Regions from separate parts of the Homo sapiens genome. Here regions 1 and 2 are each linked to region 3. Evidence: read pairs that join two places in POLR2A ChIA-PET (ENCODE). Cell type or tissue: GM12878. All regions are shown on one strand. Each heading gives the region's core, and the rest is flanking DNA. Links, peaks and the distances in the headings are about the cores only.

Region 1 (7,030 bases), core at 1,828-6,827, 81 kb before region 3:
TACCACATGGCTAATCTGTGAACAATGCTTTACATAGTCATACAAGCAATAACACTAAATACTGATTTGTTTAAAACATAGGAGATATATAAGATAGGGAGATAGGGAGTAGAGATGAAGTGCATTGAGTATTGGATGTAAGGATACTCAATAATCTCCTTTCTTAAGAAGACATCAATTTAACATTCACAAAATAGCATTATAAAATGGTAATTGAAAACACAGCTAAATGAGAAAAGATACAGTTAAAAAAACTTAAAGTGGCCCCTTTTAGGGGACTGGCTGGAGAGTTCAGAAAAGGTGGGGCAACAAATTGCTTGCTCTTCCTCCCTCCTTTCTTCATTTCTGGTCCTAGGTTTTATAGTAATAATTCATTTCTTAACTATGTACATCTATTAATTCAAAGAAGAAAAATAAAAGATAAACCCATAGCACTTTTAATGTCATGATATATCTCTATTCCATATAATTTAATGTTTAATTCTTTGAGGAGTGTAGTGCTTTATCATTGTATTATAATCATAAAAAGGAAAAAGTAATTGTTACTACTCATAAATAAAAAGTTGGTAATTTTTTTCAGTATCAAGCTATTAAATTAAAGGCACATAGTTTGTACAAACAAACAGTTCATGACTTGATAAAATTGAATTAAAAATGTCATTATTTCTCTCTGTTTCCATTAAATAATTAGATATATCCTTCCTACACAGAAGGCAGAAATGAATTTTAGTTATTACCACTCAGTATTTTCTCCCAGTTGCACTTAACACAAAGGAGTGGCTTGTTGTTGTTATTGCCATTGTTGTTCTAATTAAAATGGATAATCACACCATATTTCTCTAATATGATCTTGGAAAAATCATTAATTCAAGTGGTATTTGTCCTTTGCAAAAAAAGTGTAATGCTCCCTCAAGGTGATTAGTTTTCTGGGAGGTCATTTTAGTATTCTAGATAATTGTTAACTAATTATTTTAAATGATGATTGTATATTGGCAAGAATAGAATATTTCAGGGTAATGAGTTTAACTGATAGTAAGAGATTGCTACTTTGGAGATTGTGCAATAACTGCTGGTCTCCATTTTCTGCTTGCAATGAGCATTGGTGGATAGGAATTAAATCTACATTTTTAATATGTTAAAAAAATAATTGGTTACTTCAATAATAAGTGTTGAGCCAGCATTTAGAACCCTAGAGCAGTCCCTAAGTATTTTTGTTTTACAGTTCCATGGCTTGTCATTTTCACAGTCCTTTCCATTCTTCCTATCACTTGACAGCTGTGGGGCTAATTCTCTCCCAGGACCAGTTTCCCAGAGGCATGGCCCTAAACCTTTTAACCTATTGACTTATTGTGCCAAATTTGGAAGGATAAGCATGTTTTGCATTGTGCTCAAATCTTCATTTATCTTTTAAAGATATGCTATTTAGAATGGTGGCAATCAGCAATAAAATGTGTGGCTGCCAGATTACCATGTTGTCTTGTCATGAACTATTACCTCACTGTGCTGGGAGCACATGAGAGTAAGATAACACAGTATAGTACAGAGAAAAATTGAGTTTATTTCCTACCTTTGGAAAAACATTAAAACATTTCTATATCTTAATTATTATATTCTGTCACTTTCATAGGTTAAAAGACAATAGCTCAAGCTCTGAGCCTCATTAAACTTGTTTGAGACTGTCTTCCTTAGCTTTTTTTTTTTAAACTACTCCCGTGACAGATTATTCTTTAGCTTTCTTAGAGCATTTTAGCTTGTTGATTTCACAATAAAATAAAAAAATAGAATGGCTTCTTAATCCAGTAATTGAATCAGACTCCTAAGGCAGTAATCATTTCTGTAAAAAAGAATGAAAAATCCAAAATACTATCATAATTACATAAAAAGATGAATTTTATATTATAAGCTAATGTAACAAAGTTATAAGGATAAATAAGAAGAAAATGATTGCATGTCAAAATTAGGAAAAAAAACCTGTATGTATGTGTATGTATCTAGAAAGGGACAGTAAGCCCACAAGTGGGAAACTTAGACAAAATCAATAACCCATTTCTTCTATTGCTTAGCTCTATGAACTTTATGAAAACCAATTATTTAAAAATTTATGTCACTTGCGATTTTATGGTTTTCATCATCAATGGCATGCATTTCAGTTCTTAGAGCTTTTCTACATTTGATAATTCCATAAACTAAGCTATCTGCTGCCCCCCAGGGCCAGTTTGAACTTAGGTAACCTCCCCACCTTTGCCAGTGTCTGCTCCATGTTGTCAGCTGGTTTCTGGCATTAATGACTTCCTGATGTTGCTAACTTATGTTTCCTCACCATTTCCTACACTGGCCTCTATAAACCCAATTCCCTTTATTCTAATCCATTCATTTATAATACTTAAGGTATAAAGTAGAACCTCCCTAGGCACACCTACCATTACTTTGACTGATATAGCCACAAAGTTATCAATTTTTTACGCAAAGAAGACAGAAAATGCATAATTCTCCATATTTCTTTGCCTCTGACATATCTTGTTAGGTTCAGAACTATGAGCCATTTGATATTTGTGTGTTTGTTGCATATATTGTATTAGAAATTTGTCAACATGAGTGATGGAATATTTGTAGGGTGGTTGCTGATTACTAGAATTAGAATTCACATCAAAATATGATACCAAATAAAGAAAAGGAAAAATCTATGGGACAGTTGTTTCTTACAGATAAGAAGACATTTTCTTTTTAATTATAATTTTCAAATGATCTCTGAATGATCCTTATCTTTAATACAGAAAAGGAAAATAATGTACTAAGAATGTTGGCAGAAGTATAAGTCTGATTTTCCTATGAATAAAACTCCTTTCTCCAATACATTTCTTACTTTTTGTGATACATGTAACCAACTTAAGATGAGTCAAGCCTAAATAATACAGCAGCATAGCCTGTCACTTTTCCTCCACTGATCTTTGTGACCTATTCCTTAGTGTAGGTTACTTTTCTTATTTTTCAAAGAGCAAGAAGAAAATGGATCCCATGTGGATGGAAGATGTCTATGAAAGCAAGCCAAGTGGAATAAAAAATAGTGAGGAGAGGATATAAAAATGTTTAAAGGATGATTTTGCACTTTAAAAAGAAAAGGTTCCATGACTCACTGAGAGTTAAGATAAATGATTGACTAGGAAAACAGCTCGGTTTGAAAATAACGTAAGCAAAGAGACTCCAAAATAAACAAGAAGGAACTGAGCTATTGAGACCATCCAGTCTCCCGAGACCTCACACTTTCACATTCAGCACTGAGAAGGGAAAAATAACAATAGTAATTATACGAACATGTTCAGACCTCTTTCACATGTCAACATACAAAAACATGCTTGGCCAAGAACTTACACCTGTTACAGGTCTTCATCATGCATCCTCAAAGTCACTTTTTCCATTGTGGCTTCAAATTCTTTCTCATGTCTACTGTCTTGTCTTCCTTTCGTCTTGCACTCTGGTGCCTAGCTTTTCTTCTATAACATCAATTAGAACTCTCAAGAACTTCTTCATGGCTCCTTATGTTTCTCTCTTCAATATGAATACAATGGTATTTTCTTTTATTTCTTTATTATTATTATTATTATTATTATTATTATTATTTTGACACAGGGTCTTGCTCTGTCATCCAGGCTGGAGTAGAGTGGTGTGATCATGGCTCAGTGTAGCCTCAACCTCTTGGGCTCAAACAATCCTCCCACCTCAACCTCTCAAGTAGCTGGGACCACAGGCAGGCATCACCATGCTAGCTAATTTATTTTTAGTTTTTGTAGAAATGAGGTCTCACTATGTTGGTCTTGAACTCTTGGGCTCAAGCAATCCTCCCACCTTGGCCTCCCAAAGTGTTTGAATTACAGGTATGAGCCACCTTGCCCGGTGGATATTATTTTTTTCTTTGGGGCTGAAGGCAATTGACATTCCTTAAAATTCTACTATCTATCATTCTAAAGAGTTCTGTTGAACTATACCTCAAGGGACTTAAAGACTTTCTTTTTCCTCTGCATTTTACCACCTACTCCTCTTACCCCCGGCTTGGTGCAGTGATGAGAAGGCATTTAGTAAACACTGTTTCAGTTCTTCTTCCTCGGTTTCCAAGGTCCTCTTTCAAAGTGATCTTAAATCCCTATTGAAACTGTTTGTTTTTATCCAAGATATGGAGTTTTCACTCCAAGCTGGTTGTTCTCAGTACCCTCAAAAATCTCATGTTCTCCCTACTTGTGCTTATAATTCTTAACTTAGGAAGAATATTTTAGTTATCTGCCTACCCATTTGTCAAGGTCTTGTTCAAGTTCAAGCTTCACTTGCCACATTGGGTAACACTTCTAGTAACTACTACACCCACCAAAAGTAAACTGTTAATTAATCTCTACTTCATTTCTGGTGATGACAACAATAACAGCTACCATTTACTACACTCACATTGGAAGCAAGGCAGTATGTTAAAATTTTGTTTACATGAAGTATTCCCAGGCATCTTCTGAAGTAGGTATTGTTATTGTTATTATTATCATTACCTTACAGATGAGAAAGAGCAGGATTTCTGTGTTTAAATAAAGTTCCTAATTTCAAAGTAAGTAGCAAAACTAGATTATAAACCTAAGTTTCTGATGTCCAAGCTGAGACTCAAGAATTTTGATACATAGCCTCAGTTGACACTTCAGCCAGCCTGAGCGCAATCAGTAAAGGTAGTTTAATGTAATTATATTTCCTCTTTGTCTTCCACAGTGCCTACAATATCAGGTCTCATGCACTTGCTGGTTGATTGCTTGAACAGACATCTCATTTCATAGTCAAAATTTTATTGTGCTGTGGCTGGGCGCGGTGTCTAACACCTGTAATCACAGCACTTTGGGAGGAGGCTGAGGTGGTTGGATCACTTGATGTCAGGAGTTCGAGACCAGCCTGGGCAACATGGTGAAACCCTGACTCTACTAAAATACAAAAATAAGCAAGTGTGGTGATGCACACCTGTAGTCCCAGCTGCTTGGGAGGTTGAGGCAGGAGAATCGCTTGAACCCAGGAGGCAGGAGCTGCAGTGAGCCAAGATCATGCAACTGCACTCCAGCCTGGGCGACAGGGCAAGACTCTGCCTCAAAGAAAAAAAGAAAAAATATATGTATACACACACACACACACACACACACACACACACACACATATATATATAGCAATTATATATATAAATAAAATTGGAAAAATTATATATTTAAAAATTATATATACACATACACAAATTATATATATACACATATACACACATATATATGTGTGTATATGTGTGTGTGTGTGTGTGTGTGTATATATATGTATGTATGTATGTATAGTGCCCTATAAGTCAATTGCAAACAAGAGTAATATATGCAACTGGGCATAGTGGCACACATTGTAATTCCAGCTACTCAGGAGGCTGAGGCAGGAGGATCACTTGAGACCCAGAGTTAGAGGCTACAGTGAGTTATGATTGTGTCTGTGAATCGGCACTGCACTCTAGCCTGGAAACATAGCAAGATTCCATCTCTAAAAACAAAAATAATAGTATATGTTAAGTTTAAATAATTCAAATCTAATGAAAAAAGGTAAATCAATTTTCGATTTTTAAAAACTCACCTTTTTATAGAACATGGAAAAAATGTATATGTGATAGAATCATCCCTGAACAGGAAGTCAACATTTTTTAGAGTGTAATAACATGCGAATATGACAAGATTCTGAAAAAATATTTTCTTCTGTCTTTATTTCTTGAGTATTACTAATAGTATTAAGATTTTATTAAATATTATCTTCATGCTATCAGTTGTAAGTTTATAAATTGATCCTGTTTCAAATATTTAATGTTTCACTTGATTTTTGAATCTATAATACATTTCAGAATATCCTTTAGTCTGTTCAAGAGTAATGGTTTCTACATAATTTATATTTAAAGTTAGGTTGGACCATACTAATTCTTTCTTACCCTGAAGTGTCAATCATGATCAAGGTGTCATCGATAAGGTACATTACTACTGCTCTTCTTGTTTGATAACTTTCTTTAAAATTAAATAATGATTTATTAAGCTTTTAACAAAACAATGGAAATAAGGGCTGGGAGCAAAGGCTGAGAAGGCTGAGAGTGAAGATGGGACACAGGTATAGAAAAAGCTGCAGTGGTACACAAGTTTATAAGAGAAAAATAGCTCCATAATTCTCATTCTGAAAACAATTTATAAGTATACAAACAACAAATGTGTTACATATATGATGTCAATCTTCCAGCTGTTGGGTAATTTCAAGTGACAGAATTCCACTAAATTCTTGGTTATCATGAAGGCACACCTTTGGTAGTTTTAGTTTTCATTTGACTCTTTCTCTCATAGACACTGAAAGTATTTTTATCCACTAAACAGTGTGACAAAATATGATGAGTGAAAAATTTGCTGTATTTGGAAACTAGGTTTGAGGGAATTAGATAAAATATTTGAAAATCAGTGGTTGTTAGATTTCAAATCTTTTCCTTTCAAGCTAGCTTGCCTATCAACAAATCCTACATTTTCTTTGAAGAGTCTTTGAAACTCAAAATGATAGTAGAACAACAATGCACTGAAAAGCAAGAAACCAGCTATATTATTTGGTCTCCTTGTGATCTTGAGTAAATCACCTAAGTTTGACATGTCTTAGTCTTCTCACCTTTGAAATTGTTTAATGCAGTAGCAATTCATAATCATTATTTATATAGAAACTATGCCCTTTTATCTTTAGGTTTTAAGGATTTTGAATAATTTTGGGATGAGAGAATACATTAAATATTAAGTAAATATGTGCTGAACGAATACTAATATTATATGTTTTATTTGTATTTTTAGAGGCAAGGGTCTTGCTACGTTGCCCAGGCTGAACACAAATTCCTGGGCTCAAGAGATCCTCCGACCTCAACCTCTCAAGTAGATGGGACTACTGGTGCATGCCATCACACTCAACAATACTGATATTCTAATTCAAAGTTTCTTAAATCACAAACTAAAAGCAGTATCAGACTGTG
Region 2 (7,030 bases), core at 471-5,470, 75 kb before region 3:
CACAGAGAGCCTCATTCTATGCAGGAGAAACCTCTTCATACCCTCTCGATGCATGCGTGTCACTGTGAGCATCAACATCCAAATCAAATTCTGTGTGTGGGTCCATCCTGTTATTGCAGAGGGTTAATCCTATTACTGCAGTGTGCATCACACAACTTGCTGGTTTGGATAAAATGACTGGAGGTTTAGTGGAGTGTCTCCTTTATTTCTATGATGTAATTGCTTTAAGATCAGATAAACACATTCGCCACCCCCAAATGGATGACTAGGAACTTCCTGGAAAACCCCCATTGTTATTTCCTCTCCATTTTCCCCTCCCTTCCTCTCCAACTAGTTCATTGCCATCTTTCCTCAAATTTGATTGTTTAGATAAGTTGTACCAGATTCATTAATACCCTGAAGATATCGCAATTCGCTGGTTGTGACCTACTGATTGCCACACGTACGCAAATTCACCAGCTTTCCTGCCAGTCCAATATGGGGAAAACCTACTGCAGTCAGTGTTGTCTATACGTTCCTTCCTCATACCTTACATTCAACTGTCTATCTTCTATTGTCCAAAATAAATGATAAAACTACTGATTTATTCAACATTTTGAATCTATGGTAGTAGTTGTATGTGAGCAAAAAAAAATTATTTGGAAAATACTTGTTTGGACGTGGATTGTGTGTGCATATACATACATATAATGTTATCATATATGTATATATATCATATATAAAGTATTTCATGTATGAAACTAAAATTACACATATATATGCACATCAGATTTTTATCATATACACATGAACATATATATAGTGTCAATTTACTTGATCATGAGTATTTATTTTATTGAGAAATGCACAGCTATTTTTTTAAAAATCAAAAAATATATCATAGATAACATTATTAAAGTGAGTAGAGTTTTGCTGTGTTGAAGCCAATAATTATTACATTTCACCTAAGTGACCTTGAAAAGTGAGACTCATTGAAGTTATTCTATGATGCATACTGTACAATTTACAAGTTTGCAGCACATTTACTGAACATATTAAAGTCACACTCCAAAGTATATGCAATTGATAATTTTAATGTTTCAAAGCTACTTTTTTTCCTTTAGGAAAACTATCTGCTGTTGGTAATTATAAAATCATCTATTTCTGTTTTTAATGAAAAAAAGTACCAGGATAATTTGTATGTATGTGAAAGTATCCATTTGAGAAAAAAAAAGATTGAATTCTTAGCAGAGATAATTTTATTTACAATTCAGTAAGTTAATTTAATTTTAATTGTCCCCAAACACACAAACACATTTCCCCAGAGGCCATTGAGTTAACTAGAGGAATAAAAGGGAGGAGAGACAGTTTACTTTAATACTTCTTGGCTCTTCCACACACATGTCTTAAAGTGAGAGACTTCTCCCTACAAAAAATTCATGATTTCTTTGTCTTCCCACTCCTCTCCTTTCCCATTTATCAGCCATAACTCTCACCTGAATCTTTAGCAGGAGAAAAAGAGACGCCTAATGTGGGTACAATACACAAAGGTAGATATGGCTGCATCAGTGTTCTGATTCTAGACTCTCCCACCCCTACCCTTCTGGAATTGCCTCTCTGACTGCTGTTGAGTCCTTTGAAACATGTTTGCCCATCAGAGTTTCAGAGGCCCATGTGCATTCTGAACACACCATCCAAATTAGCAGTATGAACGGAAGAAAAACCTTTCTCTACCTACACTTCTCATTTTCCCTCAGAGACAGATATCTGCTTCTCACTGCTTCTCTACCTCAACATAGGACTTAAGTTGGAATTTATTTTTAATCAGTTTATCAGAATAAATTGTTTGCAACAGGAGTATATTTTTACTGCCTTTATTGCTTTATCTTGTCTAATATTTTAATAAATGAGTAAATATAACAGAGAGCAAGGAGTATCAAAACCAAAAGGAAAAGGATAAAAGCCAGCCTACTAAAACAAGGGAAAAACACATTGCCAAGAATATTCTTTTCTGATTGAAAGAAAGACTTAATTAAGGACTATTAAGTTTATCCTTTTTTTTTTTTTCAATCAAGCCTTGTGTTTGTAACTGGAAAGCATGAAAAACTGTAAGTGTGCCTGAAGTGCCTTCGGAGGAGTCACAAACATAGAAGAAGACCCATGGGATTAATGACAGTCATGTCTTTCTGAGAGTAGAATAAACAGTCATCCAACTTTCCATCCAATAAGTCCACTGCACATGCTAGCCAGGCTCTCTCTAATGTGAGGGAAAGAAACAAGCAGGTAGACAGTTTCCAGTCATCGGCCTTGATTTCAGCACTCATCAGGTTCTTGACATAGTTTTTAAAAACGGGGGTATATGGCTACTATGGTGCAAATAGAGTGGGGTTTAGGCTTTCTATCCTTTCTCTCCCAAACAGAGAAATACTGAGTATCAGTCTCCTCAAACTTTCTGTAGTTCACATTTTCTCACCTTCTACAAACACAGTTAAAGATAAGGAGCAAGAGAAGAAAAGGTTGAAGCAAGGGTCTGTTTTCTTAAAAAAAAGAGTCATATTTAAAAAGGAAAACTCCGCATAGGAGAGTTCAGTGACTTCCCCAAGCTTTTGGGATGAAGACAGAATTTCTTTCTTAACATGGCCTATGGGCCTTTTCCAGTTACCTCTTGAATTAAAGCTTTATGCCTCATTTCCCCCTCCGCACACTCTAGTCTCTGTGGTTTTTTGTGAATTTCTTCTTTGGCCTGCTACTTCCTGCCACCTGGCCTTGGTACATGCACCTCCCCTGTTTAGTAGGTCTCACTCTTTCTTATCCACATAGTTGTTGCTTAACATACTTCAGATCTGGGTTCAACTGCTTTCCTCAGTCTCTGGAACAAGCTAGGATTACACTGGACATCTTTTTTTTTTTTTTTTAATAGCAGTTGTCCAGTGGAATTATGTGTTTATTTGTGTGATTAGGATTCTCTCTCTCTCTTTCATTCTTATTCTCTGATGGTGGGGGCCATGTTTTCAGTCACCCCTATATATCCATAGTACAACAACATGTCCCCCACAAAAGACTAATTAAAAGAAAAAGAAACTCAACTATGTATGTGTGTTCCTCTACGTATATGCATAGGGAAAATGTAAAAACTAGAATAAGTATCCATTTGGTAAGATTAACAGGGATGCTTTATTTTCTTCTTTTTGCTTCTGGGTTTTCAAAACTTTATAAACGGTTATTCTGTAATCATGCAAAAATTCAATTAAAAATAGATACACGTTATAACGGATTGAATTGTGTTCCCCAAAACGGTGTGTCGAAGTCCTACCTCCAGTAACCTGTGAATGTGGCCCTCTTAAGAAAAAGAGTCTTTGCAGATGTAATTAAGATGTAAGTTATACAGATTAGGGTGGCCCTAAATCCAATCACTAGTATCCTTAAAGAAAAACCATAGAGACCGTCACACACAGAAGGAACACAGCCATGGGGAGATGGAGGCAGAAATTAGAGTGAGGCAGCAAGTCAAGGAACACCACGGAGTGTTGACAACTGCAGGAGTCTGGGAAGATGCAAGGGAGGATCCTACCCTAGAACCTTCAGGGGGAACATGGCCCTGCCAACACCTTGATTTTGGACATGTAACCTCCAGAACTGTGAGAGAACACTTTTCCAGTATTGAATACTATTTTGTTTGTGATAATTTATTATGGCAACCCTAGAAAACTAATACACAAGTCTATGGTAATCCTCTACAAGTATTCTTTAAATTAGGAACATTACTAAGTAAGAAAATGTATTTTATGTATAGAACTAACCTTTTGCACTTTGGGAGGCCGAGGCGGGCAGATCACCTGAGGTTGGGAGTTCAGGACCAGCCTGTCCAACATGGAGAAACCCCGACTCTACTAAAAATACAAAATTAGCTGGGCGTGGTGGCACATGACTGTAATCCCAGCTACTCAGGAGGCTGAGGCAGGAGAATCGCTTGAACCTGGGAGGTGGAGGTTGCAGTGAGCCAAGATCACACTGTTGCACTCCAGCCTGGGCAACAAGAGCAAAATTCCGTCTCAAACAAAACAAAACAAAAGAAACCTAACCTTTTTTTTTGAAGCCATCATTCTCAGCAAACTAACACAGGAAACCTAAACCAAACACTGCATGTTCTCACTTGTAAGTGGGAGTTGAACAATGAGAACACATGGACACAGGGAGGGGAACATCACATACTGGGGCCTGTTGGAGGTTGCACGGCTAGAGGAGGGATAGCATTAGGAGAAATACCTAATGTAGATAACAGGTTCATGGGGGCAGCAAACCACCATGGCACGTGTATACCTGTGTAACAAATCTGCAAGGTCTGCACATGTACCCCAGAACTTAAAGTATAATAACAATAAAAAAAGAAATCGGTATTGTCTAAGTCATCAATTCTTGCTGTGTTTGTTCTGTGTGTTACCTAAACTTATTTCACTTTCTAAAGGAAATCTTGACATAAAGCCATGACCAAGAAATCACATGGATCATATCATCATCACTGTCATCATTTATTGTTATTTTGGGGGGTGGTGACGGGGTTATTTATCTAGATGACAGTGCCTGCTTGCTTTCTTTCCTTTCCCACCTTAGCTTAGCTGTGTGATTGTGTAGTATATTCCTTTCAAATCTAAAAGTAGCTGATTCAATCACTATTTTATCCCTCTGTGCTCTGAGTCTAATATGAAGGCTTATGGGGTAGACCCAGTATATTTAGTTTTAAATACCCTATGTAAGTGCATAGTCAATAGTCAATTTACATCACATCAATTCTGTTTATAAAATACAAAGCATAAAATTGCTTTACCAGCTACTGGATCCTGGGCTAGCCAATTGGAAAGAGATTAGACAATTCAAGGCCTATTTGGCTGAATTCACCACTTGACGAAAGGGAGAGATGTCAGCAGTATCAGTTGAAAACTGAAAATTAATGCTGAGGGTAGCTTAACAAGCTCTGAGTCACCAGTGTGCCGGTTCCGGGTGCTGCTAGTGTTGGAAGGCAGCCCAATGTAATAGCAGCAGCACAGGCTTGAGAGTCATGAGCTGCTTAACATGAGCAAATGACTTGCCTCTGTGCACCTTATCTTCCTCATCCATAAAATGTTAACAGTAATACTTGTCTCGCAAGACTAAATTTGTATAAAGGCCCAACACAGTTTCTAACATTTCTTAGATGCTCAATAAATGATTACTGTTATTGTAGTTATTATTTTTATTTTGTTTTGTAAAGTAGTTGGTCAACTCACAACATGCATCTAGTTTCTTGAATAGAGCCAAAGAAGCAAAATCCATACAAGGAACACAGTTTCTGCTTCTAAGCCATTTAAGCTCCAGCAAGTCGTTTAACCCTCTCGACCTCAGTTTCTTTATCTGTGAAATGAGAGGGTTGAAGTCGTTTCACATTGTGTGATTTTAAGCGTAGCACACAGAAACTGAAAAAATGTCAGTTTTCTTTTTGTCATTCTATCTTGGGGTCATTGAACCAATTTGACCATTTTTTTAACTGCCTGTGTATATAATAAACATAATGTTGACCCCACTAGAAAGGTTAATTAACAAAAGTCAAACCCTAATTTTCACTGGGCATCTTTTGTTAGGTAAAAACACATTTAGATAGAAATAAAAGAAAGAAAATTTCACTGTCTATGGTGGGGTAAGGATGAAGTTTTTTGGTGCGCTCATTGAGGAAGATGGGCACAGCATATGGAATGTATATATTCCATTTAGGTAAAATCATACATTACACACATGCATATTTGTACATGCATTTGTGTTTATAATTTATATTCATATGTGTGTGTGTTTGTGTGTATGCATGTGTGTATAAAAATACAGAAAAGAGTGGCTAAAAAAAATCAGTGAAGTTTATCTCTGTGTGGCAGAATTTCAGAAGGCTTCTTTTATTCATATTTTTGTATACTGTTTGAATTTTTATAATGAATATATTTCATTTATATATTCAGAAAAATATAATACAATTACACTGAGATAAGAAAAATATATAAATGTTACAGTCAAATATGCACAAAAAGGCAGCTTGAATTTTTAACATTATTGCAGCTGATATACACTTTCTCATGAATTTCCTTTGTCCCTGAACAATTGGAAGAACAAATTTGCCAATTAAATAAATCACAGTCTGTTTCTTGTAAATACTATTCTGGGTAGGGTAAATTTTCAAAGACAGTATTTGGTTCAATGAGAAGCTTTTTATTGCCCCTGCAGGAAAGTGGGTCTGGTATCCACATGAAGATCATGTTGCTGTCTTCTATCATTTTGCAAGCCTCAACAGCAATTTCCCTTGTGTCATCTGGTTATTAAACATCCTATTGACAATCACTATGGAATTGCGGGCTCCATTCCATGCTACATAAATGCCATGGGTGACTTCTTAATGTCACTCTGGTACTTCTCTTTGCCCAAATAGACCATGCTACCATTTCTCCTCCACTGTGATCACTGTGTGGGATCAAGTTGGAGTGGTGCCTGCCAGGTGATCTCTTTCCAGAATCTGGAACACCAACAGTGCCATTTTAGAAACCACTCTTACTTTTACTCTCTCTTTGCCCTACAACAGAAAGCTCCTTTCCTCTGAAAGAAATTTCCTTTGCATCACACGCTCATTCTCTAAGAAGTGGTATTTGATGCCTTCATTCCCTGGTCCAATATTGTATGGATGATATTAGGAAAAAAACTGATGTCAAAAAGAAGATTCATCAGACGGTACTAAAATATTATCCCTTCCTTACTTCTTTTTAATATTATTTAACAAACATTCACTGAGTACTTCTTAATGGTTGGCTATAGTATTAATCATGATTCCATGGAATCATGGAATAAAACGTATGAAGTATTAGTACCTTAGGAAGGTTACTCAATTTATCTGATATTTATTTAATTTTTATTTATTTTCAAAATGGTGACAATAATATATAACTGACTAGCTTACTTATATTTATTTAATTTTTATTTTTTTCAAAATGGTGGTAATAATGTATGACTGACTAGCCTACTTTGATTGTACAATAAGATG
Region 3 (7,030 bases), core at 620-5,619:
TGGTCTTTATGATCAGTAAAGACCAAATGGTCTACTGATGAAAAAAATCCATTGAAGAGTTTTAAGTATGGGTTGACACAATAAGGTTTATGTTAAGAAAAGATAAATTTGGTTGTTGGATGAAGGTTATACTGGAAAATAAAAGACTACTAGATGAAGACACTGGTATCTCTGGATGTTTGGCCATTGAACTACATTAATAGATTGGTCACAGTCCTTCACTGTCCCGTATTGGTTTTTAGATCCACAGCATTACCATTACCTTACAGCTTTCAGGAAGACAAAAATGAATAAATTAGGAACTAAGTATTGATGATAATCTCATGATACAGTTTATTGCTCGTTATCAGATACGTTAGTCAAAACATGAGCACTTGTTGACACAACAGAGCTAAAATCTTAACAAACAAAAATTTTAGTATGTGGTACCCGTATATGGGTAGTAAAGATATGTTGGCACTGTAGAAGTTTTTCTAGTATCATAACATAGCCAGAGTGCAATGGGGCTAGAAATAAAATGTGAAAATCAAAGGCCAATTCCAATTTTATTTAAACATATATTTGTCTATTAAAGACATACAAAAAGTAAACCCTGACAATTTAATAAATATATTAAAATATATTGGCGTCAACATGTCTATACTCTTGGCCTCTGAGTGAGCATATTGTAAGTTTTATTTTGTTCAATTATCAGTGTTTTTTGCTAGGAGTTGCCATAAGGACGTTGACAACATCTCTTGACTAGAATTAAGTCCAGCTGTTAATAGTTAGCATATTTTTGTGCCTCTGGAATTGAGAATGGGATTAGGTGGTGAGGTGAAGTGAGTTGGGGAATAATGGGATTAGTCAAATTAGTTTGATTGCACTATTAAGATTGAAAAATGAAAGAAATGGATCTCATCTTGAAGAAAATTTAAAAAATAAATAAGAATGTATATATTTACCATTCTATTTCTATGTACTACAATTATAAAGGTAGTAGTATAATTTGAAAGGTTTTCACTTCTGCTTAGTGATTTTCACATGACTTGTGAAAATTACTTTCTTGCCATAAGCTGCTGAAAGCTATGGGGTTAGAAATACATTTGCAGGCTGGGTGTGGTGGCTCACGCCTGTAATCCCAGCACTTTGGGAGGCCGAGGTGGGCAGATCATAAGGTCAGGAAATCGAGACCATCCTGGTTAATATGGTGAAACCCAGTCTCTAGTAAAAATACAAAAAACTAGCCAGGCGTGGTGGCACATGCCTGTAGTCCCAGCTACTTGGGAGGCTGAGGCAGGCAAGAGAATCGTTTGAACCTGGGAGGTGGAGGTTGCAGTGAGCTGAGATCACGCTGCTGCACTCCAGTCTAGCAGCAGAGCGAGGCTTCGTCTCAAAAAAAAAAAAAAAAAAAAATTTGCAAAGCGACAAAAACCTTTTTAGGGCAAGAATTATTTTTTAATTGTACCACAAAGAGAAATGGCGACCTTCAGAGTTGAATAAACTTGGAAATGGATTGATTAATTCTGTTTAAATAATAGATGAAAAGTACTTTATCATAATTTTTTTTTTACTTCATGATGTTCTTATGTATACTTAGCTTATAGAAATTTTTTAATAAATGTTAATATTTTCATTAGGGTATAATTTTTATTAAAAATAAGGCCATTTTTTCATGTGGCTATAGTTTTGTAGAAATTTATTGTTTATGACTGAAGAAAAAACATTAAAATGATTTATATGATGAAAGTGCCATGGTGGTGTAACTTCTGGTGGTTAATAAGGTTACGGTCATGAATTTTAGAAAAGGAAATAGTTTTAGGAGTTTTCTTACTATCATTATTATAAAGCTTAAACTTATTATAATTATTATATTAATAATAATAAAATGAGTACTAATTTTTTGTTGGATGCCTGGGTATAGATAGTACTTAGAGTTTTCATGCATTACCCTATTTGTTCTTTGCATTTTAGGGTTAGAAAATGTCAACATTTTATATTGGTTAAATTTTGAGCTCTTACTAATATGCATAAAGACACCATATGGGCAAGAGGTACATATAAGACAAGTGTCCTCAAGACACTTGACTTCCATCTGGCTAAAATTTGTCATAATACAGTCATTTTGTTACAAGGAGACAGTTTACTGCCATCTGCCTGTAAATGGTTGTTAAAAATACACAAATTTCTGATGTCTATGTTGTGAATGTTGCCCCATAAGATACAAACTGCATGGCCCGCCCAACTACATAAAATGGTCCAGATGTGTATAAATGAAAAGGCCATGTGAGATTTTAGTTTTCTGAAAATATGTAAGAAAAAAAAGTCTTGATTAATTTTTAAGAATCTTAAGATCATCCTAAAAACATTAAGAAATCCTAAAAACATTAAGAAAGTCACTTATTCTATATGAATATATATTCTTTATCAAGCTATTAGGATGGACATTCTTAGAAATTGTCTGGGTTTACTTTTTGTATGTCTTTAATGGGCAAATATCTATTTAAATAAAATTGGAATGGGCCTTTGATTTTCACATTTTATTTCTACCCCCCATTGTACTCTGGCTATCTCATGATACTAGAAAAACTTCTACAGTGCCAACATATCTTTACTACCACCAAAATTCAGAGTTAACTTTAGTCAGTAAAAAGTACCTGAGCACTGAAGAACAATTCAGATAATAAGGTGAAATAATGAGTCAGAAATAGCTGGTGTTTCACATTATACCTCTTAGAATTCATGAGTGTTTACTTTGTAGTATTTGTCTTCCTGACAAGTTTTTTTCTCAATTAAGGGAATAACGCCTTTTTGTGAAATATCTTCAAGAGCAGGAAAAGAATAACTATGTCAATAAAATGAAAATATAACTCTAAATATGTAAAAAATATGGGCCCAGTTCACCTACCCTTGCTTGAGACAAAGGGCTTCTGTTATCTTGAAGAGGTAGCTCACCTTCAATTCACTAACTGAACACTTTGTGGAAAATATTATTATATTAATTTTACAAAGGAATAAATGAACTTGTAGGTGAAGTAATTTTCTTAAGGTCATAGGTTGAGCAATGATTAAAGACCCAAAATGACTGACTCCAGAGCCCAAGCCATTGAGCACTAGGTTCCCTTTTCTCACTGGTTAATTCTGATAGGCTGAGCATTCTGAAAGGAAGAAGCAAACTGGGGCATGTTAAAACAAAATAAAGAAGTGCACATAGCTCACTAATGTTTTGAAATTTGACTATTTAGCTGCTGAATAGTTGACTGACATTAAAGTTTGAAATGTAAAAGACTGTCTATGTAATATGTATTTATTTTACTGTCAGGTAGTTTTTTGTTGTAATGTGATATGGTTTGTTCAAATCTCACCTTGAATTGTAATAATCCCCACGTGTCGTGGGAGGAAGCCCTTGGGAGGTAACTGTATCATGGACGTGGGATTTTCCCATGCTGTTCTCATGATAATGAATAAGTCTCATGAGATCTGACTGTTCTATAAAAGGGCAGTTCCCCTGCACACACCTTCTTGCCTGCTGCCACAAAGACGTGTCTTGCTTCCCCTTCGCCATCTGCCTTGATTGTGAGGCCTCCCCAGCCACGTGGAACAGTGAGTCAATTAAACCCCTTTTATAAATAAATTACCCAGCCTATTCTTTATTAGCAGTATGAGAACAGATTAATACAAAATTATATGCTATTATTCATATTTTGTGAAACATTTCTACTTAACTGCATTAATCAAAAAACAGTTTACTTAAAACATTGAAAAAAAACAAAGAAATGTCTCTTATTTAAGAAACTTAACGATTTTAATTTGTTAAAAAATTTAAAAACTGTAACAGCAATGCATGTTCTTTTGTAAGTTACTTTGAATAAACCAAAATGCAAAAAGGAGAAAATAATAAAAACCACCTATTTATCCATAATAGATGTATATCTAAAACAAAATGTGGTTAAAATATAATTTAACACACACACACACACGCACACACACACACATGCACACACATATTCTTTATGAAATACTCTTACGTTAGGGTTAAAAGAGAATAAATTGTCATTTTTTTTCTATTTCCTTAAACAACAATTTGATTTTTGCAAGTTTTACCTTTTTATTATCTTAAAATCGAAGAATTAAAGTATTTAAGTATTTAATTTCTAGTATTAAATTTAAGAACGTATAATACATAAACTCTGTTGGTAATCTTTACTAAATGAATGAAGAATGGAAGATACTAACATGGAAGGTAACCTAGAGTAGCAATTGAAAAATCCTTGGTATTGGTTCAGAATAAGATATTTTCATTATAATAGAACACTTTAAAATGAAATACTTGTAGAAAGATAAATTGCCTTGGTTACTTGCAAATATGCTACCAAATTAATATCTGGTGAATAAGGAAGGTCAATTTGTCATGTCTGTAGGCATATGTGTGGAGATAAATTGTAAGAGAACATAAATACACAAACAACTGCAGCATTCTATGAAACACTTATATTGCAACCTACAATAAGCATTCATGTTCATATATATTCATAAACCTAGAGGCAAATTATAAATAATGTTGCTTCCATGAAACCTAATGTTTTGCAATTAGAAATGAAACATATATTAAAATAATTAAATAGGACTCTAAAATTACATAAACTTGATTTTAAATGGACTAAATATTTAGTACATCAATGAAAAATACTCAAGATTAAATATAAATCGGATTTTGTTCCTTTTATCTTGATTTGTAGTTTATCTGCATGTTATTATTGCCATTAATATGTTATTGCTATATTGCCATAATTATATTTATTTTTGCTACAACTATTTTAATCTTTGATTTTCCCTTCTATTAGAAAAGGTTATACTTAAAAGTAAAATATCAGGTTCCTTACCTTAAGTCAGATAAATAACCCAAGATAACAGATTAAATAACCTACAGCTTCAGGTTTTTGTAGACCCAGAATTATCTCATTTGATATGAGAAATGGGAAGTATATTATATGATTTTCAAATCTTTTCAAATTTATTGTCTACATTAAAAAATAATAATTTAAACTATTTTGTGGGATAGAGAGGGCTGTACCTGGGGTGACATATTATAGCATAAGTGAGCCTCTCAAACCTCAATATTTATCTGATGTCAAATGTAGCCGGTTCAATGCATCATACATTTGTGTGATTGAATAAATTGCTTAAAGCAAATTTCACATTAAGATGATAAACATGGCTATTAACAGAAATCAGGGTCTATGGTAATCAGTTCCACTAAACCAATTAATCTTAACTCTGTCACAAAGATTCCTTGAGACCTACACAGTCCTCATTTTTAAAATAAAGAATAATACTCACTTCACATAATTTTCTTGGGAGTTTAATATGATAAACTCATTTTCTTAACAAAATACCAACAAAATTTTCTTTGTTTCTTTTAAATAAAGATGCTTGTTAGACAGATGCATTTCTGGAGCAGATTTTTTAAAAAGTATAGAATTTGCCATAAGTTAAATGAAAATGTCTAACATCTTCTCTCTTACTGGAATGAATTGAATTAGTCCATCGATGTCTAAAAATGACAAACTCCTTAGTCTCTTAGGTCACAAAACCATCACTAATATGTGGTAACGTTCTGGGCTTCTTACTTTTTGTTTGGAAGTTTTCTTCTTACCAGGGGCTAACGTGATCTAAAGAGAAGGGTGGATGGCTAGTATGCAACATATACTAAATATACCTAATTAATTTTAAAAGGAATCAGGAAATATTATATAATTCATTAGATATTCTAGAATTTCTAAAAACAGACAGGGACAGCCATCTTTGGAAGTTTTTCCAGTATTTAATCAGTCTTATTTTATAAGATTATTTATGGGTAATCTTAATATACTTTGCACAATTTAAGTGGCGGCTTTTTAATTTAATTTAATTTACTTTGAGACGAAGTCTCACTCTGTCACCCAGGCAGGAGTGCAGTGGCACGACCTCGGCTCACTGCAACCTCTGCCTCCCCCCTTGTTCAAATGATTGCCCTGTCTCAGCCTCCTGAGTAGCTGGGATTACAGGCGTGCGCCACCACACCCGGCGAATTTTTGTATTTTTAGTAGAAATGGGGTTTCACCATCTTGGCCAGGCTGGTCTCGAGCTCCTGACCTCAGGTGATCCACCCACCTCGGCCTGCCAAAGTGCTGGGATTACAGATGTGAGCCACCACACCGGCCTAAGTGCCTATTTTATAGCTTTAACTTTTGCAAAAATTGGAAAAGGTCCTAATTTTATAACCCACAAATACTCTTTCATGTGCATGAAGACTGTGCTTGACTTTCTTCTCAGGCTTTTTTTGTAACAGATTTAAAAACTCTCAATTAAATAATTCACGTTTTCCTAATCCATCAATTTTTTTTAAATCTATTTCTAAATTTATTCTATCATTTTAAAATAGAGCAAACCAAACCAAACTTGATAATCTACCAATAAACAATGCTTGGGAAAAAATTATTTTTCCACTTTTGTATATCTTTTTCTTTCTCTAAGATTAAATCAGTAACTTTTGTTTTCTTCTTTGATATCCTTATGATTCTCATAGACTTTGCTGCTCTATTGCCAAACTACTCATATCCCCCTGTTACTGTGAAACTTGGTGAAATTCCTCAGGGATTTTGAGACATCAAAGCAGTAAGTAAATGTGCATGCCTATTCATTAAGAACTCCTTTATACATATATGAATTTTTAAAATGTGTTTTAATAAAAATAAATACAGAATGAAAAACTAACCCTTAATCCCAAACATATTTCTTATAGGCCTATTTAGTGCAATAAAATAATCCTGTCATTTTCAATTCATTTACTCACAAACTATTTCTTTTTGTGAGGATTTTGTTGACAGCACAGTAAAATCAGTACTATACTGGAAGAGGTTTACAGAGGCCCAGCAGGCACTTTTCACTTTTTCCATTAAACATTCCATATGCATCCATCAAGTCATTACAGTATTCCACATATCTGTCAACCTTTGCCAGGCTATCACACACAAGCACGCACCCTAAGACGATTCTTATGAAATATTCA

Evidence for each region. Peaks named below come from ENCODE experiments on the same cell type or tissue, not always from the same donor. Only the 100,000 strongest peaks of a DNase experiment are listed, where the experiment ranks them.
Region 1: POLR2A ChIA-PET joins it to region 3 with 30 read pairs; 3 of 35 experiments call an interaction of 5 or more read pairs at or near these places.
Region 2: POLR2A ChIA-PET joins it to region 3 with 10 read pairs; 4 of 35 experiments call an interaction of 5 or more read pairs at or near these places.

The regions. Positions count from the first base shown.
Region 1 is chr3:175,353,165-175,360,194 of GRCh38, reverse strand. All of the region lies in intron 5 of NAALADL2 (N-acetylated alpha-linked acidic dipeptidase like 2), which reads right to left. Among named protein-coding and RNA genes, the nearest start is that of MIR4789, 13 kb to the left of the region's middle. In GM12878, for the core only: no CTCF peak of the experiment used is centred there; DNase peaks (open chromatin) are centred at 3,334 and 4,107.
Region 2 is chr3:175,345,072-175,352,101 of GRCh38, reverse strand. The region is part of intron 5 of NAALADL2 (N-acetylated alpha-linked acidic dipeptidase like 2); the gene reads right to left. Among named protein-coding and RNA genes, the nearest start is that of MIR4789, 21 kb to the left of the region's middle. RefSeq lists an enhancer at 2,620-2,669. In GM12878, for the core only: no CTCF peak of the experiment used is centred there; DNase peaks (open chromatin) are centred at 2,705 and 4,944.
Region 3 is chr3:175,270,663-175,277,692 of GRCh38, reverse strand. All of the region lies in intron 4 of NAALADL2 (N-acetylated alpha-linked acidic dipeptidase like 2), which reads right to left. It overlaps NAALADL2-AS2 (NAALADL2 antisense RNA 2), which reads left to right and starts at 6,597. Exons shown (of 3, transcript NR_046713.1): 1 at 6,597-6,636. In GM12878, for the core only: no CTCF peak of the experiment used is centred there; a DNase peak (open chromatin) is centred at 3,442; H3K4me3 peaks cover 917 bases; H3K27ac peaks cover 2,542 bases.